Linked DNA regions of Homo sapiens: region 2 is linked to region 1. A link is an interaction called in ENCODE POLR2A ChIA-PET data of the cell type or tissue named here. Cell type or tissue: endothelial cell of umbilical vein. All regions are shown on one strand. Links, peaks and the distances in the headings refer to the core of each region. The heading gives the core; the rest is flanking DNA. Region 1 has its middle 36 kb from the start of ZCCHC8. Region 2 overlaps CLIP1 (CAP-Gly domain containing linker protein 1).

What was found. Peaks named below come from ENCODE experiments on the same cell type or tissue, not always from the same donor. Only the 100,000 strongest peaks of a DNase experiment are listed, where the experiment ranks them.
Region 2: POLR2A ChIA-PET joins it to region 1 with 5 read pairs; 6 of 35 experiments call an interaction of 5 or more read pairs at or near these places.

The regions. Positions count from the first base shown.
Region 1 is chr12:122,460,002-122,469,221 of GRCh38, forward strand. No RefSeq gene overlaps it. Among named protein-coding and RNA genes, the nearest start is that of ZCCHC8, 36 kb to the right of the region's middle. In endothelial cell of umbilical vein, for the core only: no CTCF peak of the experiment used is centred there; a DNase peak (open chromatin) is centred at 4,480; H3K27ac peaks cover 1,480 bases.
Region 2 is chr12:122,368,596-122,376,595 of GRCh38, forward strand. The region is part of intron 3 of CLIP1 (CAP-Gly domain containing linker protein 1); the gene reads right to left. Among named protein-coding and RNA genes, the nearest start is that of CLIP1-AS1, 23 kb to the right of the region's middle. In endothelial cell of umbilical vein, for the core only: no CTCF peak of the experiment used is centred there; no DNase peak of the experiment used is centred there; H3K27ac peaks cover 355 bases.

The sequences.
Region 1 (9,220 bases), core at 736-8,735:
GAGGTCGCAGTGAGCCGAGATTGCGTCACAACACTCTAGCCTGGGAAACAGAGCGAGACGCTGTCTCAAAAAAATAAATTAAAAAAAAGATCTTAATGTCTGATTTTTCATTATCATTGAAATGAAAGCAGAAAATATAAAAATTTATCAGGGCCAGGCACAGCAGCTCACGCTTGTAATCCCAGCACTTAGGGAGGCCAAGGTGGGCAATCACTTGAGGCCAGGAATTCCAGACCAGCCTGGGCAACGTGGCAAAATCCTGTCTTTACTGAAAAAAAAAAAAAAAAAATTAGCCGGGTGTGGTGGCGTGCACCCGTGATCCCAGCTACTCAGAGGCTGAGTTGGGAGGATCACTTGGGCCTGGGAGGTCGAGGCTGCAGTCAGCCAAGAGTTCACCACTGCTCTCTAGCCTGGACAACAGAGAGACCCCCCGTCTCAAAAAAAAATAATTATGTGGAGAACTTGTGGATTTCTGAGAGACAATTTGTCTGTAAACTCTGTGTTGAGAACTATTGCTATAGCATAGCCCTATATAGTAATATAGTATAGTAGAGTTTACTGTAGGGTTGACTGTACTCAGTGTCTGGCGAGATAAGGCCAATGTTGACTATGAAATGCTCATCTCATTCTGGAAGTCTCGGACTCCTCAGAGATCACAGAAAACAGGAAAAGATGAACATGGATGCAATTCTTTGGAAAAGATTCTGCCTGTCTGTAAGGATGAGAATCAGCTAACTGGGGCCTTCCACAAAGTCCCTCAAACTGGGTGGCTTAATCAGCAGAAATGTAGAAACATATTCTCTCAGTTCTCAGTTTTGTTTTGTTTTTTTGAGACAGAGTCTCACTCTGTTGCCCAGGCTGGAGTGCAATGGCACGACCTCAGCTCACTGCAACCTTGGCCTCCTAAAGTCCTGGGATTACAGGGGTGAGCCACTGAGCCCAGCCATATTCTCTCAGCTTTCAAGGCTAGAATTCCCAGGTTGGCTCCTTCTGGGCACTCTGAGGGACGGGCTGTTCCATGCCTCTCTCACAGCTTCTGGCATTCCTTGGCTCATAGATGCATCACTCCAGTCTCTGCCTCCATCTCCACATCGCTTTCTGCCTCCATCTCTCTGTGCCAGATTTCCCTCTTCTTATAAAGACATCAGTCTTATAAAGGCGCAGTGGCTCATGCCTGCAATCCTAGCACTTTGGGAGACTGAAGTGGGAGGATCTCTTGAGCCCAGGAGTTTGAGACTCACCCAGGCAGCAAGGCAAGACTCTGTCTCTATAAAAAATTTAAAAATTAGCTGGGCATGGTGGTGCTTACCTGTGGTCTCAGATACTTGGGAGGCTGAGACGGGAGGATCACTTGAGCCCAGGAGGTAGAGGCTGCAGTGAGCGATGTTTATGTCACTGTGCTCCAGCCTGGGCAGCAAAGGGAGATCCTGTCTTAAAAAAAAAAACTGGGCTGTAAAATCGAGCTTGTGTCTGTAATCCCAGCACTTTGGGAGGCTAAGGCGGGTGATCATCTGAGGTCAGGACTTCGAGACCAGCCTGGCCAACATGGTGAAACCCTGTGCTACTAAAAATACAAAAATTAGCCGGGCATGGTGGCAGGTGCCTGTAATCCCAGCTACTAGGGAGGCTGAGGCACAAGAATTGCTTGAACCTGAGAGGCAGAGGTTGCAGTGAGCCAAGATCGCATGACTGCACTCCAGCCTGGGCAACAAGAGCAAAACTCCGTGTCAAAAAAAAAAAAAAAATTGTCAGTCACTCTTATGTCCTAACAGAATGTATTCAGTATTCAATTAAAAGACATTTTGGTTCAAAAAAATTAAAATTTAAAAAATTAGCCTGACAACATGGTCAAACTCCATCTTTACAAAAAATAAAAAAATTAGCCTGGCATGGTGGTGTACACCTGTTGTCCCAGCTACTCAGGAGTCTGAAGTGGGAGGATCTCTTGAGCCTGGGAGGTGGAGGTTGCATTGAGCCAAGATTTTGCCACTGCACTCCAGCCTGAGCAACAGAGAGAGACCCTGTCTCAAAAAAAAATTATTTTTTAATTAAAAATCAATACAAGAAATGGTTGAAAAAGGAGAAAGCTACTGACCAATATTTTAATAAACATAGATACAAAATCCTCACCAAAATACTAGCAAACTGTATCCACCAATATATAAAAAGGATTAAACAATATGATCAAATGTGATAGAATACAAGGTTGGTTCAACATCTGAAAATCAATTAATGTAATACATTGAATCAATAGAATGGACAAAAACTGCATGATAATCTCAATACGGAAAATGTATTTGACAAAACTCAATACTCCTTCTTGATAAAAATACTCAACAAACTGGGAAATGAATACCACCCATTCCTACCATAACTGATGAATATTCAGTGGATCATTTATGTTTTGTGCCTGCAGTTATTTACCTATTCCTTTGTAAAACACACTTGGTCGCAATTTCTTCTAAAGAGCACAACAAGGCCTATCTTTATCTAAACATCCTAAAAACACTCAGGAGTGAGTCATTTACACAAAGCACATTAAATATACTGGCAATTTTACTCTGAGCATCAGAATAAAGAAGGAGCTTAGAAAATTGCTTCAGTTCAGGCCGGGTGCGGTGGCTCACGCCTGTAATCCCAGCACTTTGGGAGGCCGAGGCGGGCAGATCACGAGGTCAGGAGATTGAGACCATCCTGACTAACATGGTGAAACCGCATCTCTATTAAAAACACAAAAAATTAGCTGGGCATGGTGGCAGGTGCCTGTAGTCCCAGCTACTCGGGAGGCTGAGGCAGGAGAATGGCGTGAACCTGGGAGGCAGAGCTTGCAGTGAGCCGAGATCACGCCACTGCACTCCAGCCTGGGTGACAGAGCGAGACTCCATCTCAAAAAAAAAAAAAAAAAAAAAAAGAAAGAAAATTGCTTCAGTTCATCAAAAATGAAATGCAAGTTTGCAAGTTATGATGAAGGAAGCTCAAGTAAGGGCAAAACACAGACCAAGGAGTTGGAAGGATGGCTGGGTGCAGTGGCTCTGGCCTGTAATGCCAGCACTTTGGGAGGCTGAGGCAGAAGGATTGCTTGAGCCCAGGAGTTCAAGAGCAGCCTGGGCAACAAACTGAGACCCCATGTCTACAAAAATAAAAATGAGGCTGGGCGCAGTGGCTCACGCCTGTAATCCCAGCATTTTGGGAGGTCGAGGTGGGAGGATCACAAGGTCAGGAGATCCAGACCATCCTGGCTAACACGGTGAAACCCTGTCTCTACTAAAACTACAAAAAATTAGCCGGGCGTGGTGGCGGGCACCTGTAGTCCCAGCTACTCCGGAGGCTGAGGCAGGAGAATGACGCGAACACGGGAGGCGGAGCTTGCAGTGAGCTGAGATTGCACCACTGCACTCCAGCCTGGGCGACAGAGCAAGACTCCGTCTCAAAAAATAAAAATAATAAAATAAATAAATAAATAAAATAAAAATGAAAAAATTAGCCATGCATGGCAGCATGTGCCTTTAGCCCCAGCTCCTTGGGAGGCCGGGCAGGAGGATAGCGAGAGCCCAGGTGTTCGAGGCTATAGTGAGCTATGATCACATCACTGCACTGAAGCCTGGGCAACAGAGCAACACCCTTTCTCTAAAAAAAAAAAGAGTTGGAAGGAACCTTAGTGATCACTGAGTTCAAACTCTTACCCTGAGCACCAATCTACTTAGACCTCAGCCAATCTCTAAAAGGTAATATACAAGTAGGCTATTTTAACCTTTGAATCTAGTCACTTGCTCAACAAAATTTTTTTTTCTTAGGAGACAGGGTCTGTCTCTGACCCAGGCTGAAGTTCAATGTCACGATCACAGTCCACTGCAGCCTCGACCGTCCTCCTATCTCAGCCTTCCGAGCAGTTGGGACCACGGGTGTGTACCACCACACCAAGCTAATTTTGTTTATTTTTTGTAGAGACAGGTCTCGAACCTTGCTATGTTGCCAAGACTGGTCTCAAACTACTGGCCTCAACCTATCCTCTTGTCTTGGCCTCCCAAAGCATTGGGATTACAGGCGTGAGCCACCACATCCAGCCCTGCTGCAAGGTTCTTAACTGGGGGTCCACGGACCTTCTGGATAGAATTCAGGGAAATTTGACATTTCCTTCAATTATGACTGTAGGCAAACATTCTGTTTCTACCACATGCCTGCTATGCCTGTCCTAATCCTTGACTCTCTAAAGTCATGAACCCTATTAGATTTCAACTACCCTCATATAGTAGGTGTTCAGTATTCCTCCAAATGTTCTAAATAAAAACTTAGTAGAATGGGCCAGTACAATGAACAGAGTTGTAATTGGTTTGAAGAATCCAAGATCAGGACTGTGGTAGGAACAGAAGGAAACTTGTTCCAAGTCTGTGAGAAATTTGCCCCAGGTCCAATCCCACAACCTGTTCCAATCCAGTTTCATTTGTCATTCTCACTTATGACTAATGAATTTGCTTCCATGACGGAAAACATTAAGAAATCACTCTGGCATGAGGTCACCCTACAAAGGAGCAATCTCAGCTGCCCGGAATGTCAGCGTTCAGTAAGGGCCACACCCCTTGCCTTTTCAGTAATTCCTCCTATTACAAAATTCCAAATGCAGCCATATTGTTGATAGGAAATTTTGTTTAAAAAATACATTTCTTAGGCCGGGCGCGGTAGCTCGTGCCTGTAATCCCAGCACTTTGGGAGGCTGAGGTGGCGGATCACAAGGTCAGGAGTTCAAGACCAGCCTGGCCAACATGGTGAAACCCCATCTCTACTAAAAATACAAAAAAATTATCCAGGCATGGTGGCATGCACTTGCAGTCCCAGCTACTAGGGAGGCTGTGGCAGGAGAATCGCTTGAACCTGGGAGGCAGAGGTTGCAGTGAGCTGAGATTGCGCCACTGAGATTGCGCCACTGCACTCCAGCCTGGGTGACGGAGCGAGACTCCATCTCATAAATAAATAAATAAATAATTTTTTTGCGGAACGTGGTGGTTCGTGGTTATAATTCTGACACTGTGGGAGGCTAAGGCGGGTGGATCTCCTGAGCCCAGGAGTTAAAGACCAGCCTGGGTAATGTAGGGAGACCCCATCACAATGAAAATTATTAACATAAGCTAGGTGTGGTGACACATGCCTGTTGTCCCTGCTATTTAAGAGGTTGAGGTAGGAGGATTGTTTGAGCCCAGGAGGTCGAGTACCCTAGCCTGGACAACAGAGTGAAACCCTATCTCGAGAAAACACACACACACACACACAAATCCCACATTTCTTTTCTTTCTTTTTTTTTTTTTTTTTTTTTTTGAGATGGAGTCTCGCTCTGTTGCCCAGACTGGAGTGCAGTGGCGTGATCTTGGCTCACTGCAACCTGCGCCTCTCAGGTTCAAGCGATTCTCCTGCCTCAGCCTCCTGAGTAGCTGGGATTACTCCTTCTCAAATTAAAAAAAAAAAAATTTTAAGGGGGAAATAAGGCTGGGAGCAGTGGCTCACACCTGTAATCCCAGCACTTTGGGAGGCCGAAGTGGGTGGATCGCCTGAGGTCAGGAGTTCGAGACCAGCCTGGCCAACATGGCAAAACCCTGTCTCTACTAAAAATACAAAAATTAGCTAGGCATGGTGGTGGGCGCCTGTAATCCCGGCTACTCGGGAGGCTGAGGCACGAGGATAGCTTGAACTTGGGAGGCGGAGGTTGCAGTGAGCCAAGATCGCATCACTGCACTCCAGCTTGGGTGACGGAGTGAGACTCTGTCTCGGGAAAAAAAAAAAGCGGGGGTGAAATACATTTTATTTAGTTTTTGGTCTCATAAAGACAGGTACACAAGTATGGCACAGTGGCTCATGGCTGTAATCCCAGCACTTTGGGAAGAAAATATTATTAAAATAAAAGTTATTTTTACTTTTGTAGAGCGGGGCTTCACCATGTTGCCCAGGCTGTCCTGAACTCCTGAGCTCAAGCAGTCCTCCTGCTCCTGTGAGCCACTGTGCCTGGCCTGCACTTAACATTTTTTTTTTTTTTGAGAGGGAGTCTCACTCTGTCGCCCAGGCTGGAGTGGAGTGGCGCAATCTCAGCTCACTGCAAGCTCCGCCTCCCAGGTTCAAGCCATTCTCCTGCCTCAGTCTCCCGAGTAGCTGGAACTACAGGTGCCCGCCACCACGCCCGGCTAATTTTTGGTATTTTTAGTAGAGTCAGGGTTTCACCATGTTAGCCAGGATGGTCTCGATCTCCTGACCTCGTGATCCGCCCGCCTCGGCCTCCCAAGGTGCTGGGATTACAGGCGTGAGCCACCAAGCCCGGTGCACTTAACATTTTTAAAGGTAAACCTTTTAGTACTGTGGAAATGTGTGCATAGGATGCAGTCCTAGATGATGACGCCGGGCACGGTGGCTCACGCCTGTAATCCCAGCAATTTGGGAGGGAGAGGCGGGCAGATCACTTGAGGTCAGGAGTTCTAGACCAGCCTGGCCAACATGTTGAAACCTCATGACTACTAAAAATAAAAAAATTAGCCAGGCATGGTGGCGGGGGCCTGTAATCCCAGCTACTCAGGAGGCTGAGGCAGAATTGCTTGAATCAGGGAAAGGGAGGTTGCAGTGAGCTGAGACTGGGCCACTGCACTCCAACCTGGGTGACAGAGTGAGACTCCGTCTCAAAAGAAAAAAAAAAAAAAGAATTCAGGGCAAGTCCATAAAGTGAAAGGCAGTTTATTAGGAAAGAATGGCTGTTCCATAGGCAGAGCAGCCCCAGGGCTGCTGGTTGCCCATTTTTATGGTTATTTCTTGATGATATGCCAAACAAGGGGTGAATTATTCTTGCCTCCCCGTTTTAGACCATATAGGGTAACTTCCTAATGTCGCCATGGCATTTGTAAACTGTCATGGTACTGATGGGAGTCTAGCATTGAGGACAACCAGAGATCACTGTCGTGGCCATCGTGGTTTTGGTGGGTTTTAGCTGGCTACTTTACTGCAACCTGTTTTATCAGCAAGGTCTTTATGACACGTATCTTGTGCTGACCTCCTATCTCATCCTGTGACTTAGAATGCCTAATCATCTAGGAATGCAGCCCAGTAGGTCTCAGCCTCATTTTACCCAGCCTCTATACGAGATAGAGTCGCTCTGGTTTAAACGTCTCTGACACAAGCAACTTGCGTACTAAAGGTTGTTACAACACCCTTGCTGGTTTTGCCTGCTAATGATAATCCACAAATTCTAAAGATTTACCTAGAGAGGGCTGGGCACGGTGGCTCACTTTGTAATCCCAGCAATTTGGGAGGCCAAGGCGGGCGGATCACGAGGTCGGGAGATCGAGACCATCCTGGCTAACATGGTGAAACTCTGTCTCCTTTTTTTTTTTTTTTTTTTTTTTTTTTTGGAGACAGAGTCTCGCTCTGTCACCCAGGCTGGAGTGCGGTGGCGCTATCTCGGCTCACTGCAAGCTCCGCCTCCTGGGCTCACGCCATTCTCCTGCCTCAGCCTCCCAAGCAGCTGGGACGACAGGCGCCCGCCACCACGCCCGGCTAATTTTTTTTATTTTTAGTAGAGACGGGGTTTCACCGCGTTAGCCAGGATGGTCTCTATCTCCTGACCTTGTGATCCGCCCGCCTCGGCCTCCCAAAGTCACGCCTGGGACTACAGGTGTGAGCCACCGTGCCCGGCCAATGAAACCCTGTCTCTACCAAAAATACAAAAAATTAGCCGGGCGTGGTGGCGGGCGCCTGTAGTCCCAGCTACTTGGGAGGCAGAGGCAGGAGAATGGCATGAACCCGGGAGGCGGAGCTTGTAGTGAGCCGAGATTGCTCCACTGCACTCCAGCCTGGGCGACAGAGCGAGACTCCATCTCCAAAAAAAAAAAAAAAAAAAAAAAAAAAAAATTTACCTAGAGGGAAAAAAAGTAAAAAAACCCCAATTCAAGACAGAAAAAAGCAAAATGATTCCAGCCGAGAACTTGAAGAATAAAATCAACCAGGAGGACGCTTCATGTTAGTAGAAAGTGGACGGCATTTTCACCATGTAAGGAAATGTGACCTTTTGAAAAAAGAACGAGGTCGTTTTCTATTTTAATAAGGGCAGTTCCTTCTTTCCACTTACCTGCTTCTAGGAGACAACAACAAAGAGCTGGCCTTGTTTTAGCAACCTGCACTGCAGTTTACATTCCCTTTAACCCAAGACAAAGATTAAAGAGATATCCCCACCCCTGCTCCAAGTCAATCTTGAAGGACAAACGTCTGGTTCTTACCTCATCTACCCACACCTGGAACCTGTCATGGCATGGGCAAGTTGAAACAGTAACTTGTTCCTCCACCCAACAGTCTTGCAATACTCCAAAACAGCAAACAATACTTCTTTATTTTATTACTTTAATTAATTAATTTATTTTTTGAGACGGAGTATTGCTCTTGTTGCCCAGGCTGGAATGCAATGGTGGGATCTCGGCTCACCGCAACCTCTGCATCCCGACTTCAGATGATTCTCCTCCCTCAGCCTCTCGAGTAGCTGGGATTACAGGCATGTACCACCACGCCTGGCTAATTTTTTTTTTTTTTTTTTTAGTAGAGATGGGGTTTCTCCATGTTGGTCAGGCTGGTCTTGAACTCCCGACCTCAGGTGATCTGCCCGCCTCAGCCTCCCAGAGTGCTGGGATTACAGGCGTGAGCCAAAGCACCCGGCCAACAATATATTTTTAAAATGGGGCACCTGCCGGCCGGACGCGGTGGCTCATGCCTGTAATCCCAGCACTTTGGGAGGCCGAGGCGGGCAGATCACGGGGTCAGAAGATCGAGACCATCCTGGCTAACACAGTGAAACCCTGTCTCTACTAAAAATACAAAAAAAATAGCCGGGCGTGGTGGCGGGCGCCTGTAGTCCCCGCTAGTCGGGAGGCTGAGGCAGGAATATGTCATGAACCCGGGAGGCGGAGCTTGCAGTGAGCCAAGATAGCGCCACTGCACTCCAGCCTGGGCGACAGAGCGAGACTCCGTCTCAAAAATAAAATAAAATAAATAAAAATAATAAATAAATAAATAAATAGGGCACCCGCTCGAGGCAATTACTTCCTGCTTTATGCGCTCCCTCCCATAAATGGTCTCCTCTGTTCAGTTCATTCAGACTTCTGCTTTAGGAATTATCTTCTTAAAAAACCACTTGGAGGAGGGCGCTCTCCACTGAAAGATCTTTAGCAGACTCTTTTCCCTAATAAAATTCAGACCACAGAGC
Region 2 (8,000 bases), core at 1-8,000, 92 kb before region 1:
TGTAAGGTGGCTTCTTATCTGCCATATTCCAAGATAAACAGCTTATTTTAAAAAGTAAACATGGAGGCCAGGTGGGGTGACTCATGTCTGCAATCCTAGCTCTTTGGGAGGCCGAGGCAGGCAGATCACTTGAGGTCAGGAGTTTGAGACAGGCCTGAAATTCTGTCTCTACTAAAAATACAAAAATTAGTCGGGCATGGTGGCAAGCACCTGTAATCCCAGCTACTCGGGAGGTTGAGGCGGGAAAATCACTTCAACCCCAGAGGTGGAGGTTGCAGTGACCCAAGATCACACCACTGCACTTCAATAAAAAAAAAATAAAATAAAATAAACATGGTTAGCTGGTATTTGCCAAATACAAATGTAAGCCTCACTTAAAACTTAATTGCCTGTGACATGAAAGAGCCAAAGCACGGTACTTTTTTTTTTTTCCTTCTTTTTGAGACGGAGTTTCGCTCTGTCGTCCAGGCTGGAGTGCAGTGGCATGATCTCAGCTCACTACAACCTCTGCCTCCCGGGTTCCAGAGATTTTCCTGCCTCAGCCTCCCAAGCAGCTGGGATTACAGGCATGTGCCACCACGCCCGGCTAATATTTTTGTATTTTTAGTAGAGACAGGGTTTCACCATGTTGGCCAGGCTAGTCTCCAACTCCTGACCTCAACTGATTCCACCCACCTTGACCTCCCAAAATGCTAGGATTACAGACGTGAGCCACCACGTCTGGCCACTTTTGATTACCTCAAGTAATATAATTACCTCCAGTGAAGGGCCAGTTCACCTTCCAGCAACTCTCCTACAGAGAAGGGTAAAATCTTCACTGGTCCTAAGTCGACCTCTGCTTGCCCTACTTTACTCTCTCCTTCATGGGTATAAAGTGACGACTGTATTCAAAACCCTCTGATTCTCTCCACACTATTTAATGAGCTCCTACTATGTGCCAGGCCCTGTCCTAAGTGTTGTGGGTGTGACAGTGAATGAGACAGAAAGTTTCCGTGCTTTCATGGAGGTTAAATTCTGGGCAGGGAGAAATGGACAATAAGCAAGTAAAAAAATGAAAGATAATTTTCAACTGGTGAAGAGGGCTATGAAAAAAATAAAACAGGGTAGTGTGACACTGCCATAGAAGGTGTCTTTAGTTGGGGTGGCCAAGGAAGGGATGCCTGAGGAGGTAACACTTGAGCATGACTTAAGTGACCACGAGGCACCGGGCACAAAACATCCCAAGCAGAAGAAACAACAAATTCTAAAGTGGGAATGAGTCTGGGTGTTTAGAAACAGCAAAGGGGGCCAGGCATGGTGGCTCACACCTGTAATTCCAGCACTTTGGGAGGCCAAGGCAGACAGATCATTTGAGGACAGGAATTCGAGACCAGCCTGGGCAACATGGCGAAACCCTGTCTCTACTAAAAATACAAAAATTAGCCAGCTGTGGTGGCTCACGCCTGTAGTCCCAGCTACTCAGGAGGCTGGGGCGCGACAATTGCTTGAGCCCTGTAGGCAGAGGGTGCAATGAGCCGAAATGGCGCTGCTGCACTTCAGCCTGGGCAACAGAGCAAAACCTATCTCAAAAAAAAAAAAAAAGAAGAAGAAGAAAGAAAAGAAACAGCAAAGGGGCCAGTGTAGCTGAAGCAGAGTGAGAAAGGGGTGTGAGAAGGACAAGAGGTCGGGAGGGTGGGCAGGGTCCAGAGAACAAGGGGCACTGCAAGTCCAAGGAAGGAGTTTCGATTTTTATTTTAATGCCATGAGGAGCCCCTTTAGATCACGATGTGTTGGTCTTCGTTGGTGCCATATCTACAACACCTGGAACAACTTCCGGTGCATAGCAGACGCTCAGGATATTTTCTGAATGAATTGCAGAGCATTAAACACAGCCTTTATAAAGCCATCATATTTTCTCTAGGCTAAATAAACAGTCCCAGTTACTTTATTCCTTTTATGATATCATTTTGAGTCTCCCAATCTCTAACAGGTGACATTAAATAAATCCCCTTAAAAAGAAATATGACAAGAGCAGATGACATATAACAGATACCCTCTTGTAAGTCTAACTCCCTAGAACTAACAGGTAAACAAAAGATGCACAATTATGAATAGACGCTTTGGCTAAAAGATGATGTTTTACTTGACTTGCACTTTATGTCTCGGAACTACTTAATCTCCGCTTCTGAAAGGCATCTGAGCTTCCACAGGATCCAGGACCCCAAGAATATCAAGACACAGGAAAGGGTAATGCATGCCTGTAATCCCAGCTACATGGGAGGCTGGGACAAGAGAATCGCCTGAACCTGGGAGGCAGAGGTTGCAGTGAGCCGAGATCATGCCACTGCACTCCAGCCTGGGCAACAGAGCAGGACTCTGTCTCAAAAAAAAAAAAGAAAAAAAAAAAAATCACCTCTTCTAACCCTGGGGGTTGATAAAATGCAGAATATTTATTCACCAGAAGCAGTCTTTTATATGGCACCCACTTGACCAAAATATTAGCAAAGTTTGCTTTTTAAATCTACAAAAGATCATAAGCTACCAAGTGTCTGAGGCTCAAGATATTTTTGTGATTATGCTTAGAGAATTCACAGGGACAATAAAGTTGTTAAAAGTTAGGAGATGTGATCCAGTAATAAGACAACACTGGCACTCAGTACTCAGGCCTGTGTGGCCAAACCTCCCTCTCCCCAAGTCCCAAAGCAGTGGCATGGGCTCCTCAACACAGAAAAGCTCCAAACTCCCAAGCCCCAAGAGCCTATACAAAGTTCTCAAGTCTAGACAGACACCAAATTTGGCACCTTTGGGGTTAGGATATTGGCTCAGGTTTAGAAAAAGAAACCACCGCCCAATTACTGAGCACCATAGAAAACGCTCCAAACATTGTGAAAATCAAAGCCAACGTTGCAGGCAGACTGGGCACTATTAAAAAGAGTTTAGGCAAAGGAACAGCATCACCAAATTGACATTTTAATTGATCTCTCTGTAATTGTGCAAAGAATAGAGGTGAGGAGAGACAAGGCAAGTGGCATGGACGGTGCCATGCAAGTCCAGGTAAAGATGATGATGGCCTGACCCAAAGCAGTCAGGGCACAGGGCACAGGACACAGGCGAGGAGGATGGACAGTGAGACCAGAGGCATGGGATCTGACAGGCAGGTGGACGGTTTCCTGTGTTTCCAAGCCTCAAAAGGAAAACTGGGGAACCCTCTCAAAACTGAAAGCAAGGAGCAGGAAGAGCACTGACAACGATGACCTGCTAAAATGTGACCCCACTGAGTCTGCTGTGTGCAAACAGGAAAAAGCTGCTTAACGCAGCTTCTCTGCAGCAGCATAAGGGGCCATGTATTTCCCTCCTGGACAACCCTAAAAGGTTACACTAGGTGAAGTTTAGAACTGGGAAACTGAAAAATGAAAAAAAAACTTGGCCGGGCACAGTGGCTCACGCCTGTAATCCCAGAACTTTGGGAGGCCAAGGTGGGCGGATCACTTGAGGTCAGGAGTTCGAGACCATACTGGCCAACATGGTGAAACCCTGTCTCTATGGGGAAAAAAAAAAAATACAGTCTGGGTGTGGTGGCTCACACCTGTAATCCCAATGCTTTGGGAGGCCGAGGCGAGCAGATCACCTGAGGTCAGGAGTTCAAGACCAGCCTGACCAACATGGAAAAACCCCGTCTCTACTAAAAATACAAAATTAGCCAGGCGTGGTGGCACATCCAGATAATCCCAGCTACTCAGGAGGCTGAGACAGGAGAATCACTTGAACCCGGGAGGCGGAGGTTGCAGTGAGATTGCGCCATTGCACTCCAGCCTGGGCGACAAGAGTGAAACCTGGTCTAAAGAAAAAAAAAAAAAATTAGTCGGGTGTGGTGGTGGGTGCCTGTAATCCCAGCTACGCTACTTGGGAAGCTGAGGCAGGAGAATCGCTTGAACTCACGGGGCAGAGGATGCAGTGAACTGAGATCATGCCACTGCACTCCAGCTGGGCAAAAGAGCGAGATTCCATCTTGATTAAAAAAAAAAAAACAAAACTAAAATCAGAAAAAATAATTATTCAAATCTGCAGCAAACCTCATCGCAAAGGAATTAAGCTAAGTAAAATCCATTGTGTTAGAAACGATCTCAAGATTCAGCCAAAAGGGGCTTTTAACTAAATGTGACTATCTGGCATCTTCTCAATTGTGGACCACACAAAACAGCAAATCCTGCCACTAACTACTCCATCAGCAATCTAGGCAAATGGATTTCAGGTAAAGAACAACTTCCCCAGAGCATAAACTCCCACCCAAAAAGAGCCCAAGAATTCCCCAAGTAGACAATGAAGAAACACTCAATGTAAATGCAAGGTCACAACCAGGCTCATAGGTTTGAGGTTCTAAGTCACCGATAAGAGGATTGAGAAAAACAGAAAAAATCGAATTATTAGGTGCAGCGTATACTGCTCGGAAGATGGGTGCACCAAAATCTCACAAAACACCACTAAAGAACTCACTCACGTAAGCAAACACCACTGGTTCCCCAATAACCTACGGTAATAAAAAAAATTTAATTAAAAAAGTTAATAAGGGCCGGGCGTGGTGGCTCACGCCTGTAATCGCAGCACTTTGGGAGGCAGAGGCAGGTGGATTGCCTGAGCTCAGGAGTTCAAGACTAGCTTGGGCAACATGACAAAACCCCATCTCTACTAAAAATACAAAGAATTAGCCAGGTGTGGTGGCGCACGTCTGTAGTCCCAGCTCCGGAGGCTGAGGCACGAGAATCGCTTGAACCCGGCAGGCAGAGGTTGCAGTGAGCCAAGATTGCGCCACTGCACTCCAACCTAGGGGGACAGAGTGAGACTCTGTCTCAAAAAAAAGAAAAAAAAAAAGTTAATATGGTAAATGAATCTAAAAAAAGAGCTTTAATTAACTTAATAAACAAGGTGAAAAAAAGCACCAGTAAGACTGAAAAAAAAAAAAACTTACCAGGAAGGACATACTTGTATACTGTTTGTGGAAACAAAAATAAAGGCTTTTTGGATTGCAATTTGGCAATATCTATTAACAATTTTAAATTATTTATACCCCTTGACTCAAATTTCATTTCTAGGGGAAAAATGGGTGCAATCTAAATGTGTATGATTAAATTAGGTATAGTACATCCAAAGAGTATAATATGAAACAGCAGCTTACTGTTTTAAATTAAGACCTGTATTTGCTTCCATACAAGTGCCCCAAATCTACAGTCTACAATCTACGAAAGCATATTATGAAAATGGCTTATATGTAATAAGACCTCACTATGTGTGTGTTTCACTTCTACATATTATAGACAAACCTCACAAAAATAATGTTCAGCAAATGAAGACAGACACAAAAAAAGCACATACTGGATAAATTATAGTTATTTAAGGTTCAAACACAAGCAAAACAAATCTTGTAAATATTTTTTTTAATTCTCAGGAAGATATTTTTCCCCTTTCACAGTATCAAAGACCTGTATAACAAGTGTTGAGCTCGTGCCTGTAATCCTAGCACTTTGGGAGGCCAAGGAGAGCGGATCACGAGGTCAGGAGTTTGAGAACAGCCTGGCCAATATGGTGAAACCCTGTCTCTATTAAAAATACAAAAATTAGGCTGGGCGTGGTAGCTCACGCCTGTAACCCCAACACTTTGGGAGGCGGAGGCAGGCAGATCACAAGGTCAGGAGATCGAGACCATCCTGGCTAACACAGTGAAACCCCGTCTCTACTAAAAATACAAAAAAAAAAAAAAAAAAATAGCGGCCGGGCGCAGTGGCTCACACCTGTAATCCCAGCAGTTTGGGAGGCCGAGGCAGGCAGATCACGAGGTCAAGAGATCGAGACCATCCTGGCTAACATGGTGAAACCCCGTCTCTACTAAAAATACCAAAAAAAAAAATTAGCAGCCAGGCGCGGTGGCTCACACCTGTAATCCCAGCACTTTGGGAGGCCGAGTCGGGTGGATCACGAGGTCAGGGGTTTGAGACTAGCCTGACCAACATGGTGAAACCCTGTCTCTACTAAAAATACAAAAAGTAGCTGGGCATGGTGGTGGGCGCCTGTAATCCCAGCTACTCAGGAGGCTGAGGCAGGAGAACTGCTTGAACCCAGGAGGCGGAGGTTACAGTGAGCCAAGATCGCGCCACTGCACTCTAGCCTGGGCAACAGAGCGAGACTCTGTCTCCAAAAATAAAAAAAAAGAGTGTTGAGAACAAGAAAATTCTACTCTAAGATTCTTAGTGTAAGAGCCCTGGGGAGTAGCTCACAGAAAGATAAAGCTTGTCAGTTCAAATCTAAAAAGCTGACAAGTCACCTCCTCATATATGGTCATGAGCTAAAAATTCAGCACAGAACATGCAGTCCAAGGCATGGAGACAACCACGTTGAAACACAACAGCTGGGCGTCAGTCAAATTGTCCAAGAACCTGACATCACATCCTAGAAATATCAAATATAATCTAAATGCAGCACTGTAGCCTTGCTTATGGAGGTTAGGAAACAAAGTTGTTAAATATCTCACTGAGGTCCCAAAGGCAAAGCAGGGACTTAGTTTGTCTTCTTAGCACTATGATACGCTGCCCCTCTTTAAAAAAAAAATCACTAAATTCTGAGGTTCTAGAATGTAGAGCATGTAGACCTTACACCTTGTGTTTCTGCTTATTAGTCAAACAGTAGCTACTGTACATTTCCTTCCTCTTCCTAAATCTAAACCTTATCATTTGAAAGGCCCTGAAATTCTTTTTTTTTTTTTTTCTTTGACATAGAGTCTCACTCTGTTGCCCAGGCTAGAGTGCAGTGGCGCAAACTCAGTTCACTGCAACCTCCCCATCCTGGGTTCAACCAATTCTCCTGCCTCAGCTTCCCAAGTAGCTGGGATTACAGGTGTGTGCCACTGAGCTCAGCTAATTTTTGTATTTTTAGTAGAGACGGGGTTTCACCATGTTGACCAGGCTGGTCTTGAACTCCTGACCTTAGGTGATATGCCTGCCTCGGCCTCCAAAACTGCTGGTATTATAGGCATGAGCCACTGCACCTGGCCTTGGCCCAGAAATTCTTGAGTAACATCCTCTGATGCCTTGAGTTTTCCAAGCCATTTAAGGTAGCAGAATCTTATACACACCCATATAATTTCACTAAACCAAAAATTAAAAATCAGAAGGGGAAAAAAAATCCAATTTTTATAAACACATCTAAGTTCACTTCTGAGCTTATTTTGTCAATAAAGTTACTCTTTTTTTTTTTTTTTTTGAAACAGGGTCTTGCTGGAGTGCCATGACATAATCATAGTTCCCTGCAGCTTCCATCTCCCAGGCTCAGCCTCCTGAGTAGCTGGGACTACAGGCGTGAGACCCCATGTCCGGCTTATTTTAATTTTGTTTTATATGGAGTCTTGCTTTGTTGCCCAGGCTGGAGTGTAGTGACGCGATCTTGGCTCACTGCAACCTCCACCTCCTGGGTTTAAGTGATTCTCCTGCCTAAACCTCCAAGTAGCTTGGATTACAGGTGCCTGCCACCATGCCTGTCTAATTTTTGTATTTTTAGTAGAGACGGGGTGTCGCCATGTTGGCCAGGCTGGTCTTGAACTCCTGACCTCAAGTGATCCACCCGCTTAGCCTCCCAAACTACTGGGATTACAGGAATGAGCCACCCCGCCCGGCCAATTATTTTATTTTTTATAGAGACAGGGTCTCACTTTGTTGCCCAGGTTCAAGTGATCCTCCCACCTTGGCCTCCCAAAATGCTGGGATTACAGGCGTAAGCCACCGTACCTAGCCACGGTTACCTTACTATTTACAAGTTCCTTGTTAGTATAGTGGTGAGTGTTTCTGCCTGTCATGTGGAGACTGGAGTTTGAGTCCCCAACAGGGAGCCATATAATATTAAGAAAAAAAATTTTTTTTTTCTTTGAGACAGAGTCTCGCTCTGTCTCCTAGGCTGGAGTGCGGTGGCGCAATCTCGGCTCACTGCAAGCTCCGCCTCCTGGGTTCAGGCCATTCTCTTGCCTCAGCCTCCCGAGT